Linked DNA regions of Homo sapiens: region 1 is linked to region 2. A link is an interaction called in ENCODE POLR2A ChIA-PET data of the cell type or tissue named here. Cell type or tissue: GM12878. All regions are shown on one strand.

The links. ChIA-PET counts read pairs that join two places held together with the same protein. Peaks named below come from ENCODE experiments on the same cell type or tissue, not always from the same donor. Only the 100,000 strongest peaks of a DNase experiment are listed, where the experiment ranks them.
Region 1: POLR2A ChIA-PET joins it to region 2 with 6 read pairs; 3 of 35 experiments call an interaction of 5 or more read pairs at or near these places.

Annotation. Positions count from the first base shown.
Region 1 is chr2:47,390,442-47,398,441 of GRCh38, forward strand. No RefSeq gene overlaps it. Among named protein-coding and RNA genes, the nearest start is that of MSH2, 8.7 kb to the right of the region's middle. In GM12878, no CTCF peak of the experiment used is centred here; no DNase peak of the experiment used is centred here.
Region 2 is chr2:46,973,406-46,981,405 of GRCh38, forward strand. It overlaps TTC7A (tetratricopeptide repeat domain 7A), which reads left to right. Exons shown (of 20, transcript NM_020458.4): 4 at 1,568-1,698; 5 at 5,387-5,502. Among named protein-coding and RNA genes, the nearest start is that of TTC7A, 36 kb to the left of the region's middle. RefSeq lists an enhancer at 761-1,960. In GM12878, no CTCF peak of the experiment used is centred here; a DNase peak (open chromatin) is centred at 4,701; H3K27ac peaks cover 3,760 bases.

The DNA of each region.
Region 1 (8,000 bases), 420 kb after region 2:
GCACCACCACGCCTGGCTAATTTTTTAAATTTTTTTTTTTTTTTTTTTGAGTCAGAGTCTTGCTCTGTAGCCCAGGCTGGAGTGCAGTGGTGCAATCTTGGCTCGCTGCAACCTCTGCCTTCTGGGTTCAAGCGATTCTTGAGCCTCAGCCTCCTGAGTAGCTGGGATTACAGGCGCCCTCCACCACACCCAGCTAATTTGTTGTATTTTTAGTAGAGATAGGGTTTCACCATGTTGGCCAGGCTGAAATAATTTTATAATTTTTTTGTAGAGACAGGGTCTCACTGTGTTGCCCAGGAGTCTCGAACTCCTGGACACAAACCATCCTCCTACCTTGGAGGATGCAATACTGAAGTGTTAGGATTACAGGCGTGAGCCACTGTGCCTGGCCCCTCTGTCCTTTTATACCTTGACTTGGGTTCTATCCTGCCTTTGCTTATGTTCTTTCTTAGGCTTGGGAAACCCTCTGCTTAGTCAAGGCCTAGCAGAAGATCTTCTTTTACAAATCCTTTCACCACTTTAACCTCATCTTTTTCTACTATCAACACTCACAGCACTTTTGGTAGATACACTTTCCCAATTCTTTCCTATCATCCTAAGACATGTTCCCCCTCCCTCATTAAAAATTCCCACTGAAGGCTGGGTGCTATGGCTCACGCCTGTAGTCCCAGCACTTTGGAGGCCGAGGCCAGCGGATCACCTGAGGTCAGGAGTTTGAGACCAGCCTGACCAACATGGAGAAACCCCGTCTCTACTAAAAATACAAAAAATTAGCTGGGCATGGTGGTGCATGCCTGTAATCCCAGCTACTCAGGAGGCAGAGGCAGGAGAATTGCTTGAACCTGGGAGGTGGAAGTTGCGATGAGCCAAGATCACGCCATCACACTCCAGCCTGGGCGACAGAGCAAGACTCCGTCTCAAAGAAAAAAAATTCCCACTGAAGGCGGGGTGTGGCAGCTCAAGTCTGTAATCCTAGCACTTTGGGAGGCTGAGGTGAGAGGACTGCTTGAGGCCAGGAGTTCTAGACCACCTGAGCAACATGACAAGATGCACCATCTCTAAAAAAATAAAAATAAAAATTCCCACTGATCTTAGCCCTCTAACAAGCTACCATTGCCATCTCTTTTTCCTTCTTATCAAACTTTATTTTTTATTTATTTTTGAAATGGGGTCTCAGCCTGTCGCCCAGGCTGGAGTGCAGTGGCGCAATCTTGGCTTATGGCAACCTCCTGAGATGGGATAATTCCCTTGACCTTGACCCCCTTCGTGGGCAGGAACTGGAGTGGCTCCTTTCAGCCCACTGCTGGCCACTTTTTGGAAGAGGAAATGTGTGAGCAAGCAGTGTGGGAACCAGAGTGAGCGAATGCTGGAACTGGTTGGTCGGTCCTCTCTGGCAGGAGCAGGCTCTGTACAGCCCTGGCAGCAGCATCCAAGCCCCTGCCCTCTTGGCACCCGGGTTCTTGTCTGGCATCCAGGAAGAATCAGGACAAATGAATGGATTGAAGGGGTAGTGTATGTGGAGGATTTTACTGGGTGATGGAAATGGCCCTCAGTGGGATGGCAGCTAGAATGGGGATGGTGCAGGAGGTACCCTCCGAAGTTAGCTGCGTCTGCAGTCTCTGACACTCAGTAGCTTCTCTGCTCGCTGCCCAGGCGCTTATGTTGCTCTGCCAGCTGAAGTCATTATGGGCACAGGATAGGGGCATGGCAGGCCAAAAAGGTAACATTGGGCAGAAAAATGGGGTCAGCTGTTTTCACTTAGGGCCATGGTTCCAGGCCTTAGGGGTGGGGTTTGGCCAGTAGCCCAGCCATTCTGTATCACTCTGCGTCCCAGGCTTAAGCCACCCTCCTAACTCAGCCTCCCAAGTAACTGGGACTACAGGAACCCACCACCAAGTCTGGCCATTTTTTTTGTATTTTAGTAGAGATGGGGTTTTGCCATGTTGGCCAGGCTGGTCTTGAACTTCTGACCTCAGATGATCCACCCACCTCGGCCTCCCAAAGAGCTGGGATTACAGGCATGAGCCACTATGCCCGGCCCCTTTCTTATCAAACTTTAGAAGGGAACTAGCCCATTCTGCTTTCAGAATGAACTGTTCAACCTATATAGAGTTTCCGTTCCCCACGTCAACCAACCAAAGAGCTTTCTCAAAAAATGACTTAATGGCTGGGCGCGGTGGCTCATGCCTGTAATCCCAGCACTTTGGGAGGCCGAGGTGGGTGGATCACCTGAGGTTGGGAGTTCGAGACTAGCCTGACCAACATGGAGAAACCCCGTCTCTACTAAAAATACAAAATTAGCAGAACGTGGTGGCACATGCCTGTAATCTCAGCTACTCAGGAGGCTCAGGCAGAAGAATTGCTTGAACCCAGAAGGCAGAGGTTGCTGTGAGCTGAGATTGCCCATTGCACTCCAGCCTGGGCAACAAGAGCGAAACTGTATCTCAAAAAAAAAAAAAAAAAATTCAGATCCTTTGTCTATTTTTACTTTTTATTTTATTTATTTAGAGACAGGGTCTCGCTCTGTCCAGGCTGGAGTGCAGTGGCGCGATCTTGGCTCATTGCATTCTCCTCCTCCCGGGTTCAAGCCATTCTCCTGCCTCAGTCTCCCAAGTAGCTGGGATTACAGGCACCCACCACCACAGCTGGCTAATTTTTTGTGTTTTTTTAGTAGAGATGGGGTTTTTACCATGCTGGTCAGGCTGGTCTCAAATGCCTGACCTCCAGTGATCTGCCCGCCTCGGACTCCCAAAGTGCTGGGATTACAGGGGTGAGCCACTGTGCCCAGCCGCTTTGTCCATTTTTAAATTGAGTTCTTTATCTCCGTATTATTAAGATGTAAGATATATATGTTCTGGATACACAAGTCTATTATCAAGTATAAATTTTGAAAATAATTTCTTGGCTGGGTGCAGTGGCTCACGCCTGTAATCCCAACACTTTGGGAGGCCAAGGCAGGTGGATCACTTGAGGTCAGGGGTTTGAGACCAGCCTGGCCAACATGGTGAAACCCCGTCTCTACTAAAATACAAAAATTAGCTGGGCGTGGTGGTACACGCCTGTAATCCTAACTACTCAGGAGGCTGAGGTAGGAGAATCGCTGGAACCCGGAAGGCAGAGGTTGCAGTGAGCCGAGATTGTGCCGCTGCACTCCAGCCTACATGACAGAGCAAGACTCAGTCTCAAAAACAAAACAAAACAAAATTTCTCCGATAAATAAATAAATAAGTAAATAAATCAGTTTCAACACCAGCTGGTGCGGGGGGAGGGCAGAATAAATGGAAATGATTTCTCCAAGAAAATACAGAGAACATAAAAAGATACTCCACATTACTAGTCATTCGGGAAATGCAAATCAAAACACAGCAAGATACCATTTTCCACACACTAGGATAGTAATAATCAAGAACACAATATAATAACAAGCATTGGTGAAACTTTGGAGAAGTTGGAACCCTCACACATTGCTGATGAGAAAGTAAAATGTTGCAGTTGTTTTGGAAAATATTTTGGCAGTTACTCAAAATGTTAAACATAATCATATGGGTTGTAGTTTAACATAAGTATTACAGTTAAACATATGTTAAAAGGCTGGGCCTGGTGGCTCACGCCTGTAATCCCAGCACTTTGGGAGGCTGAGGCAGGCGGATCACCTGAGGTCGGGAAGTTCCAGACCAGCCTGACCAACATGGAGAAACTCCATTCTACTAAAAATACAAAATTAGCTGGGCGTGGTGGCACATGCCTGTAATCCCAGCTACTCAGAAGGCTGAGGCAGGAGAATCGCTTGAACCCGGGAGGTGGAAGTTGCGGTGAGCCGAGATCTCGCCATTGCACTCCAGCCTGGGCAACAAGAGTGAAACTACGTCTAAAAAAAAAAAAAAGTTAAAACTATGAGCCAGCAATTCCACTTCAAGTTATACATCTAAGGGCAATAAAAACATGTCCACATACAAACTTGTACACAAATGTTCACAGCAGCATTATTCATAATGGCCAAAGAGTGGAAATAACCCAAATGCCTATCAACTGATGAAGAGATAAATAAAATATAATATAGCCATACAGTGAAATATTTAGTAATAAAACGATGTGAAGTACTGATACATGCTACAACATGGATGAATGTTAAAAATATGCTAAATGAAAAAAGCCAGTCAATAAAGGCCCTATATTGTATGATTCCATTTATATGAAATGTCCAGAAGAGGCAAATCTATAGAGACAGAAAGTAGATTAGCGGTTGTCAAGGGCTGGGGAGGAGGATATGAAGAGTGACTGCTAATGAGTATGAGGTTTCTTTCTGGAGTGACAAACTTCTAAAATTAGATTGCAGTGATGATCATGCAACCCTGTTAATATACTAAAAGCTATTGAATTGTACACTTTAAGTGGGTGGATTGTATGGTATGTGAATTATATCTCCATAAAGCTGGGTTTTGTTTTTTGTTTTTTGTTTTTGTTTTTGAGACAGAGTCTTGCGCTGTCACCCAGGCTGGAGTGCAGTGGCGCAATCCCGGCTCACTGCAACCTCCGCCTCCTGGGTTCAAGCAATTCTCCTGCCTCAGCCTCCTGAGTAGCTGGGACTACAGGTGAGCACCACCACGCCAGGCTAATTTTTGTATTTTTAGCAGAGATAGGGTTTCACCATGTTGGCCAGCTGGTTTTGAACTTCTGGCTAACATGGTGAAACCCCATTTCTACTAAAAATACAAAAAATTAGCCGGATGTGGTGGCACCCTCCTGTAATCCCAGCTACTCGGGAGGCTGAGGCAGGAGAATAGCTTGAACCTGGGAGCTGGAGGTTGTAGTGGGCCAAGATTGCACCATTGCACTCCAGCTTGGGCAACAAGAGCGAAACTCTTGTCTAAAAAAAAAAAAAACCCACACACACACACAAGATTATTTAGGCCAAGTGGGGTTGCGTATGCCTGATGCCTGTAATCCCAGCACTTTGGGAGGCTGAGGCGGGCAGATCACCTGCGGTCAGGATTTCAAGACCAGCCTGGCCAACATGGCAAAACCCCATCTCTACTAAAAAAATATAAAAATAAGCCAGGCATGGTGGTGCGAGCCTGTAGTCCCAGCTACTTGGGAGGCTGAGGCAGGAGGATAGCTTGAACCTGGGAGGTGGAGGTTGCAGTGGACTGAGATTGAGCCACTGCACTCCAGCCTGGGTGACAGAGTGAGACTCCGTCTCAAAAACAAAACAAAACAAAACAAAAAAAAACCCAGCCATGTTGGGGTGATAATTTTACTGGATTCTATCAATCATGCTATGTCTTCCAGTTATATTTTTGCAAAATTCCTCTTAGTTATTTTCAGAAATTCAGATTACCATGTGGGAGTGGAAAGTATATAAAATATCTGTAAGACAACTGAGACATGAATAATACAGGGTTGTTGTGGGAGAATAGAAAACTCCAGGCAGGAGGCCGGGCATGGTAGCTCACACCTGTAATCCTGGCTCTTTGGAAGCTGAGGCAGGCAGATCACCTGAGGTCAGGAGTTCGAGATCAGCCTGGCCAACAGGGTGAAACCCTGTCTCTACTGAAAATACAAAGATTAGTCGGGCGCGGTGGTGCACACCTATAATCCCAGCTACTAGGGAGGCTGAGGCAGGAGAATTGCTTGAAACCGGGAGGCGTAGGTTGCAGTGAGCTGAGATTGCACCCCTGTACTCCAGCCTGGGCAACAGGGCAAGACTCTGTCTCAAAAACAAAAAAGAAAAAAGAAAATTCCAGACAGGCATTTCATATGACTAGTAAAAAGGAAACTGTTGAAATAGCTGCATAAGCTAGAGGCTGATTAGACCCTGAGAACCAGGATGTGGGCCAAGCTGGCCAGGTCCCACTGGATGTAACATGGCACTGGATTTGACCTAGGTTTCACCTGGAACCTCATTGTTTGCTCATTAACATATTCAGTCACACCCCCTCGGCACCATGACAGTTCCGAGAACACCTGTATTTGGTGTAAAAATGGGTGGCACCACAGTTCAAGAAATCTTCACCTTTTTCCAGAAATCTTCATGAATATTCCACTCCCTGGTAAAAAAAAAACAAAAAACAAAAAACAAAACCCATAAATAAAGAGGCCAGATGCAGTGGTTCATGTCTATAATCCCAGTACTTTGGGAGGCCAAGGTGGGTGGATCGCTTGATCCCTGGCGGTCGAGGCTGCATTGAGCCGTGATCGCTCCACTGCAATCCAGCCTAGGCAACAGAAAGAGACCCTGTCTCAAAACAAACAAACAAAACAGAAAAACAAAAACCCATAAGGATAGAAACCTCAAACCCCATAGCATGACATTCTTGAGTATGCTCACACTCCCCTTTCTTGAGTGCGTACTTCTCGATTTGCAATAAATCTCTGTACTTTCACTATTTTCCAATTCGTCCCTGAATTCCTTCTCATTTGGTGTCAAGAGCCTGGACACTGGCTGGGGTCAAAGTCCCACTGGAATCGTGGGACCTCCCCTAGTCCCCCGGTATCACAACTGTTTGATATACTTTTTTTTTTTTTAATATTTATTTATTGGCCAGGCACAGTGGCTCATGCCTGTAATCCCAGCTCCCTGGGAGGCCGAGGCGGGTGGATCACCTGAGGTCAGGAATTTGATACCAGCCTGGCCAACATGGTGAAACCCCGTCTCTACTGAAAATACAAAAATTAGCCAGGTGTGGTGGCGGGCGCCTGTACTCCCAGCTACTCGGGAGGCTGAGGCTGGAGAATCGCTTGAACCCAGGAGGTGGAGATTGCAGTGACTGGAGATCACGCCATTCCACTCCAGCCTGAGTGATAGGAGCGAAACTCTGTCTCGAGAAAAAAAAGCCGGCGTGGTGGTGCATGCCTCTAATCCCAGGTACTCGGGAGGCTGAGGCAGGAGAATTGCTTGAACCCCAGGGGCAGAGGTTGCAGTGAGCCGAGATCACGCCATTGCACTCCAGCCTGGACAACAACAGCAAAACTCTGTCTCAAAAAAAATAAAAAAGAAAAAATTATTTATTTATTTATTTTTGAGATGGAGTCTCACTCTGTTCTCAGCTCACTGCAACCTCTGCCTCCTGGGTTCAAGTGATTCTCCTGCCTCAGCCTCCCAAGTAGTTGGGATTACAGGCATGCATCACCACACCAACTAATTTTTTTTTTGAGACCAAATCTCACTCTGTTGTCCAGGCTGGAGTGCAGTGGAGCAATCTTGGCTCACTGCAACCTCTGCCACCTGGGTTTAAAGCGATTCTCCTGCCTCAGCCTCCCCAGTAGATGGGATTACAGGCGCCTGCCACTGCATCTGGCTAATTTTTGTATTTTTAGTAGAGATAGGGTTTCACCATCTTGGCCAGACTGGTCTTGAACTCCTAACCTCGTGATCCACCCACCTCGGCCTCCCAAAGTGCTGGGATTACAGGCCTGAGCCACCGCACCCAGCCTAATTTTTGTAATTTCCTTAGAAATGAGGTTTCACCATGTTGGCCAGGCTGGTCTTGAACTCATGACCTCAAATGATCCACCTGCCTTGGCCTCCTAAAGTGCTTGGATTACAGGGGTGAGCCACTGTGCCCGGCCCTGGCCTGATCTACTTTGAATAAGAATTTATCAGCCAGGCTCAGTGGCTCACTCCTGTAATCCCACTTTGGAAGGGCCTGGGCAGGTGGATTGCTTGAGCCCAGGAGTTCCAGACCAGTCTTAACATGGTGAAACCCTGTCTCTTCTAAAAATATAAAAATTAGTGGGGCGTGGTGGCCTGCACCTGTAGATGCAATTACTTGGGAGGCTGAGGTAAAAGAGTCACCTGAGCCTGGGGAAGTGGAGGCTTCAGTGAGCTCTGATCATACCACTGCAATCCAGCCTGGGCGACAGTTAGACCCTGTCTCAAAAAAAAAAAAAAAAAAATTAAAAAAAGAATTTATCATGAACAGTTAATACACGCACATGGTTGGAAACAAAGGATACTGTTAAAACAGTTTCAGCTGGGCGCAGTGGCTCACACCTGTAAT
Region 2 (8,000 bases):
CAGGGAAACCCTTGCTACCCTCATTTATCCCCCGTCAGGGAGGGCCTCAGTGCCGAGTGCGGCGGAGGATGGATCCCTCCCACTGCCGCAGGTTGCCGGTTGAGGTGAACTGTTTCCACCTGGAGGGAGCTAAGGAAAGAAAGAAGCCTGTACACAAAGTCATACATTCACACAAACAAATGGCGTGCTTCCAAACAAAATTCCCAGTCGAGGGACTGAGTGGAGTTCTGAACCCCCTGCCTCAGCTCCAGATACCTTCACAGGCAGCTGAGTCCCTATAGTGACACAAATGTAAATGCTCAAAATGCCCAAATCGTGCCAGTAGCGGCCAAGTCTGCACAGAATGAAGTCCCAGGATACCCAGAAGAGACAGAAAAAAGTCGGGTACAGTCCAACTTGCTCACCCAGTTTCAAGGTTGCCGGCTTCTTCAGAGGTCACTTTCTTTATACCAGTGAAGCATTGGAGGCAGCAGATGTCGTGCCAGGGGGTGAAAGGGAGGTTTCCCCAAAACAAGAACGTTTTGGCAGCTGCTGAGAAATCCCCTTAACATTCCTATCCTGGAGTCCAGTAGCCAGGAGCAGCTGGTGCTCCCAGGCAGCCCCCGCCTTGCCTGGTGGTGAAACCAGGCTGATAGGCTCAATCGTCCAAAGTGTACTGCAGTCCTCATAGGGGCCACCAAAATTGTAACTGAAATGCAGTTCAGTCACTCGCCACTTGCAGAGTCCAATTAACAAGAGCGAGGTCTGGAATAAAGAAAGTGACTTTATTCCAAAGCTTAGCTTAGGGGAAAAGGTACAGGCTCCTGCCTTTAAAGATAACCACTTCAGTTCCTGGGCAAAAAGCAGGGGCTTTTAAAGGGGTACTTGGCATGAATGCCATGCAGAGGAGGGAGCAAGCAAGTGCAGGGTCTGCATGACTTGCCTTGGTGCCTTACCTACCAGGTGGTCGAGCTGGCACCGTCACGGGCAGAGCTAGGTTGTAAAGTGAGCATTGCTTCAAGATACTCTCCAGTTGGGAGAGAGTTCCCTCTCAGTCACACTTTAGGATGTAAATTGACTGTTGTCTCTAGAGGCAGTCTCCTGGTGGGAAAGTTCTGGATCTGGAGCTTCTAAGTCAGCACATGGATAAGCTTGCTGTGTAGGGAGTGTCTGGTGAAGGGAAGGTAAAGGTTATTGCATTTCTAAAGAGCTAAGTAGGAAATGGGGAACTAGGGAAAAGGAGGAAAGAGGAAAGAAAAAAATAAATTTTTTTAAAAAACCTCATTCTCTTTCGCTTAGAAAAATGGGGATACTGCGTTACAGAGGAGGGGTCAGGAGTGGCTTCCCCGGGTAGTTGGGCTGGGGTGATGCACTGTGATTCCCCACGTGCTGTCCCATCGCTTACTCCCAGCCACTGCTAACACCACCGTCGCTTCAGCTTCCTCCCTCCCCTCCGCAGACCTCCGCCTCCTCCTGGCTGCACCAGAGTGTCTGCCCCCTCGGATGAGCCCACCTTCGGCCCATGGGGAGGGCCTGGAGTCAGGGGGCCCGAGCAGGACAGGTCTGAGGCACCCTCTTCCTCCCGCAGGCCTCTCTCTGGAACGCCTACCCAACTCCATCGCCTCCCGCTTCCGCCTGACAGAGAGGGAGGAGGAAGTGATCACCTGTTTTGAGAGGGCCTCCTGGATCGCTCAGGTGTTCCTGCAGGAATTGGAGAAGGTGAGCTGGAAATAACACCGTGGTAGGAGCTGCTCTCTATTGAGCACCTATGTCTATGGATCCCACTAAACCCATAGGTCACCTGTGTGCTAATTAGAAGAAGTCACCTTCTCTGTCCCCCAAAGACACTCTACTTCATAGTTGGAAAACTCATTATAGTATACTGATTCCACTAGAATGAGACTCTTTACTGGAAAATAGTTTGATAAATGAGTCCATGCCATCCGCTAGGATGTTTAATAGATGAGCTTTAGGAGATTGAATCATTTGCTCACCATTTCTTTCCCTGGCAGGGGTGGAGTCTGCCTGGGTCTTGCAGTTGGACATCCTTCCCTGCTCTCGGTGTCCCAGAAGCTCCTCCCTGGATCCTGTGAGGAAGCAGGATCTTGGGACTCCTTCTCCGAGCCTTTCAGAGGCTGGTAAAAGAGTTGGTCGGCAGGGCTCTGGCAGTTTTCAGATCCCCCTCCCTCCCCACTCCCTGTGGTGGGTCTGGGTTAACTGTCTGCAGGGTATCAAGTACAGGTGGTAGCAGCGTTTGCGATAAGTATCCCAGCCCTCCCCCTTCTGGGAGGCTCTGGTTTATTTTTATGTATTTTTTTACTTTTATTTTTAATTTTTATGCATTTTATTTATTTATTATTATTTTTTAGATGGAGTCTTGCTTGCTTTGTTACCCAGGCTGGAGTTCAGTGGCACGATCTCAGCTCACTGTAACCTCCACCTCCTGGGTTCAAGCGATTCTTCTGCCTCAGCCTTTCGAGTAGCTGGGACTACAGGCGCCTGCCACCGTGCCCTTCTAATTTTTGTATTTTTAGTAGAGACAGGGTTTCACCATGTTGGCCAGGCTGGTTTTGAACTCCTGACCTCAGGTGATCCACCTGCCTCAGCCTCCCAAAGTGCTGGGATTACAGGCCCGTGCCCAGCCTCCATTTTATTCTTTTTCCCTCCGCATCTTAATACTATGCCATGAGGGGCCCTTGGTTCAATGCTAAGGGGACAGGCAACTATATTCAACAGAGATCCTGCTAGCCCTTCTTGAGTGCCTGCTTTTGTGTCAGACACAGCTCCAAGCACTTTACATTCATTCTATAATTTAACCCTCACACTGACTGGATGAAATCGGTCCTGTTGTCATTCCCATTTTACAAGTAAGAAAACAAATTTGAAGAAGAGTTAGCTTCCCAGAGTTTACCTCATTAATAAGTGCTATTGGCAGGATTTGAACCCAGGGAGTGTGGCTGTGAATGCTCGTGGGGAAGATATTGGGGATGATGCTCAGGTATTCTGTGGAAAAGATAATTTAACATGTTAGATGGAAGGTTCTAGAGCAGCATAGATTAGGATTGGTGCCCTGAAGGAGGAGGTGGTCATGGGCCGAGAGACTAAGAGCCCAGGAGACACTTGCACCTCGCCTTCCTTGGCAGATGCCAAAATGTCAGTCCAGTACCCGTTTTTGTGATGGGCCATTTTGGAAGAGTCCACCCCAGGCCAGGTCATTTCCCCTAGAGCAGGATTCTCAACCTCAATGCTGTTGACATTTGGGGCTGGAGAATTCTTTGTTGTTGGTGAGGGCGGGGGGCTGCCGTGTATATTATAGGATGTTCAGCAGCATGCCTAGACTCTCCCCACTATGCCAGTAGCACTATCCCCCTTGTTGTGACAACCAAAAATGTCTTCAGTTACTGGCAACTGTCCCCTGAGGGCAAAGTCACCCCCCTGCTGACAGCCACTGCTCTAGAAGATGTCTGCTTGATTGGACTTTAGGAGGAAAGGAGAAATGACCGATGGGCTCAGCAAATATAGGACTTGAGTGCCCATTCTTTGGCAGAGGCCACTTAAAGGCTCAGCATGGTTGAGTTGACCTCCACCAAGGGGGAATGGGTCACTGCTAGACAGTAGTAGTGTTTTAGGAGCTTTTCATATTTGCATTGCATGTGGTTGGGAGGAAACTTTCATGGAAAAGATAAAGTCTGCTGCTCAGCTGGAAGCCTAGGCTTTGGACTTTCAAAAGGGGATTAAGGCGATGAGCTATAATGCCAGGCACTGTACTGTCCCTGTCAAAGGTCTGATGATGATGTCCAGGGCTGGAATCAGTGCCTGGTAGCAGTGGGCAGACAAATGGGACCCTATAGTTGTTATCTAAGTTGAGGGAGGGCAGGCCACAGAATCTTGTGCATCCTCAGAAATACTGTGTGTCCCTCCTGAGACCCAGTCCTGACCTCTGAGGAACTAAGACCTTCTCTTAAATCTCCTCTGGATTCTGAAAGAGGAGGTGGATGCCTCATTGATTTTTTTTCCCCTCAGATTAGACAAAGGAAATGGTATACAGAAGGCAAGCCTGTCTGGTTGGGCAGGAGGACCCTGTTAGAGCTGAGGCTTTTAAGCAACAGCTCAGTTAATGAGGTAATTGTTCCTCAGCTTTTCCTGGAACCAGAGGGCTCTCAATTCTCTGGATGTTCTGACGTTCCATGCTTGTTTGAGAGGGACAGTACGGTGCCTGGCATATAGCAGGCACTTAGATGTTTGTGGAATGAATTAACTGATACATAGTAGAAATAGCTTGGAATCCATACCTGGCTAGGCTTGAGTTTGAGGTCCGGACTGACACCAGCTTTGTGATCTTAGGCATTAAATTATTATTGATGGATTGATTGGGACAGAGCCTCACTCTTTTGCCCAGGCTGGTCTGGAACTCCTGGCCTCAAGCGATTCTCTTGCCTCGGCCTCCCAAAGTGCTAGGATTATAAACGTGAGCCACCACATCTGTAATTGACACTTTTGACCTTAGACATTTTCTGAGCCTCAGTTTCCTCATCTATAAAATGCAAACAAAACCAGCCCTGTAGGACCGTTGTGAGGCATAAGTAAGATTTGGGCTTGGGTGGCAATTTTCTAAGAGTTTCATTTCCCCTTCTCTTTCCTTAACTGGAGGTGGGGCATGGACAGTAGTGAGACTCAGGAGACACAGCTCCTGTCCTGTGGGAGTGAAGTCTGGTGGGAGCTGAGGTTTGCATACACAGAACAGGGAAGCAGTGCTGCGTGAAGCGGTCTCTCTACCATGTGCTCAGGCAGTGAGTGCTGTCTGGTTGAAGAGTGAGTGCTCAGCATGGTTCTGGACAGACAGAGAAGTCCTCCTGCAGTAGAGGGTAAGAGTGGAGAGGGGAACCTGACTGCCTGGCTCCGCCACCACCTGCCACGTTAGTGGCCTTGGGGCAGGAAGAGACCCTCTCTGTTCTCACCGGTGAAATAGAAATGATGACAGTTCCTACCTAATAGAGCTGCTCTAAGGACTAAATGAGCTAATGAATTTAAAGCTCTGTGATTGTTGAATGAATGTTAGGGGCTTAGTGCAGTGGTTCATGCCTGTAATCCCACCACTTTGGGAGGCTGAGGTGGGAGGATTGCTTAAGCCCAGGAGTTTGAGATCAGCCTGGGCAACATAGTAAGACCCTGTTTCTTAAAAAAAAAAAAAGACAGAGGGCTTGTGGGCATCTAACGGTTGGATGGGGAGAGAATGCTTTAGACATATTTTGAGTTAAAGCGAGTTAGATCAAGCCTGGTCTGAGAATGCAACAATGTGCCCCTGAACAACTGGGACTGGGATGGTGATGAGGCCACCTCCTCTTGCTGAGTGACCCTCTGCCTCAGAACTTTGAGACAATGGCTCTCTCTCTGTTTCCCTTCCCAGACCACAAATAACAGCACGTCGAGGCATCTGAAAGGCTGTCACCCGCTTGACTATGAGCTCACCTACTTCCTGGAAGCTGCCCTCCAGAGCGCCTATGTGAAAAACCTGAAGAAGGGGTAGGTCACTGGTAGTTGAGTGAGTGGGAGAACGATTCCCCTGGGCTGAGGCTTTTGACGTGGCCTTAAGGCTGCTCTCCCTCTTCTCTGGCCTGTGCATACGTGCTCTTCCAAGAGGATTGGTGGGAACTGGCTTGTGTCACATCTTGTCAGACAGGAGTGTGCAGAGACGTTCTTAGTGGGAAGGGCCACGCTTCAGGAAGCCACAGAAGCAATAAAGCCTGTGTGTGCTTGGGGGAGACTGCCAAGAAGAGAAACAGGAGTGGGCATTTCAAGAGGGGAGGGTGGAGGGCATCTGGGAGGTGATGTTGAAAAAGCAAAGGACAGTGAGCTGGCCAGTGGGTCTGGTTTTGTCTACTGTTGTCTGCAGTGTGAATGAAGTTATTTGGTTCCTCTGAGCCTCACGTTCCCCAAAAACCCAATGGGAAGGCAGATTCCTGTTCATTCCGGCTTTTAAGGAGTGGTGAAGGACGAGGGAAAGTATGGTAGAAGTGAAGTTCTGGCGTCACGCTGGGGCTGTGGCTGTCCCTGCTGACGAAGCAGCAGAAGTGCTTGTTTTCCTGTGGGTTGTCTTGAGGTCCCTGGAATACTGGCCTATCTGAGACCTAAGAACCATAGTGCCTGGAATGCCTTCCGTAGGCTTTTGCTCCTGGGTGAAGCAAGACCTGCCTTGTTGAATAGTCGAGGGGGTGGCTGGTGTTAGGCCGGGAGTGGTTGTTTCATGGGGTGTGTTGGGTGGTGGCAGGGGAAGGAGAAGATTCAAGATGAGGAGTGCGTATTGGCAGCAAGTGTCGCTTCATGGCTATTCCGCAACTGGTCCGGTCTGCTGGCAACATCTCCACCAGTCTGGGGACTCCCAGGCGGGAGCTGAGGTTTCCTGCCTGTCTCTGCAGCAGAGGCTTTGGGCCCCTTCCTCTGCGTCATTACAACCTTAGACAGACACAGTGGGCTGGGGCTGGAGGACATCACTGACGAGAGGAGCAGACCCATAGGTGCCAAGCGCAGCCGTCCCCCGTGCGTAGTCACGCCCTGCCTCACTCAGCCTTCCATGGCCATGGGTCAGGCCCAGTAGGTGTGACCACCTCCTCACACACAAGGAAACCAAGGTCAGGGTCACACAGCTTTCTTGTCACTGACTGCCTGGAGTTCTCTGAGGCCTGTGTGCCATTTTTAGTGTGATTTATTTTGTTACATTTCACTTTATGCATTCTTTTCATTACATGCTTTTGAATACATGATTGTTGCATATGGTACTTGTTTAGTAGGATAAAGCAAACTTACTGTTTTCTTCTACCCTATACTCTCTCTCTTTTTTTTTTTTTTTTTTTTTAAAGACAGATCTTACTCTGACATCCAGGCTGGAGTGCAATGGTGTGATCATGGCTCACTGTACCTCCTGCGTTCTGGGCTCAGGTGATCCTCCCACCTCAGCCTCCTGAGTAGCTGGGACAACAGGCATGCACCATCACACCTGGCTAATTTTTTGTAGAGAGGGAGTTGCATTTTGTTGCCCAGGCTGGTCTCAAACTCTTGGACTCAAGTGATCCTCCCGCTTCAGCCTTCTAAAGTGCTGGGATTACAGGCGTGAGCCACTGTGCCTGGCCCTACTTTATACTCAATACAACACAGGTCATTTCTGTGACCAAATGTGGGGTTTTTTCCGCGACTCACAACCAGTTCTCTGACACCAGCTGGGTTTCCAACAATTAAATTCACCTCTGATGCTAACCGTCAGGCTTGATCTGGGCCCTGGCTGGGGCAGGGGAAATGGAAGGAGTCTGGGAGGGGCACAGAGGCTCAGTCCCATGAAAGACTGCCTTCCATAGCAGATACCAGTCACAAATAGCAGGTTCCCAGGTTACCAACAACTTCTGTCTCAACTGGCTACAAATCAGGTTCCCACAACCTCTTCTCAGATCCATAAGTTGCCAGAGCAGCTCATGGAACCCAGGAGAGCAGTTTACTTGCTAGATGACTGGTGTGCAGTACCACGTAAAATGGTACAGCCTAGCCAGGTGGAAGAGGCGCATAGGGCTAGGTATGCGGAAGGCATGCGGAGCGTCCAGGGCCCCTCTGGGTGCACCACTGCCACGTGTCCAGCAACCTGGAAGCTCTCCAAGCCCATGCTTTTGGGTTTTTATGGCTGCTCCATTACGTAGGCATGATGTATTATATCATTGGCCACTGGTGATCAGCTCAACCTTCAGCCCCTCTCTGGCCCTTGACAGAAAAAATTTGCTGATCCCCCCCGCCACTTTAAATAATTACTTTAAACATTTTGATACATCTTTCGTGTTTTTCTATGTGTAGATACACAGATGTATTTTTTTTTTTTAACAACCACAACAAAATAGTATCCTAGAGGACACACTGCTTGTAGCTTGCTCTTTCCACCCAGGCTTGGCTGTGAGCCTCTTTCCTTCCTGCTTATCTCCCTTCCCCACAAAGTTGCTCGATGTGGGGGTCGAGGAGGAGGTGAGCTCAGAGCTATGTGGGGC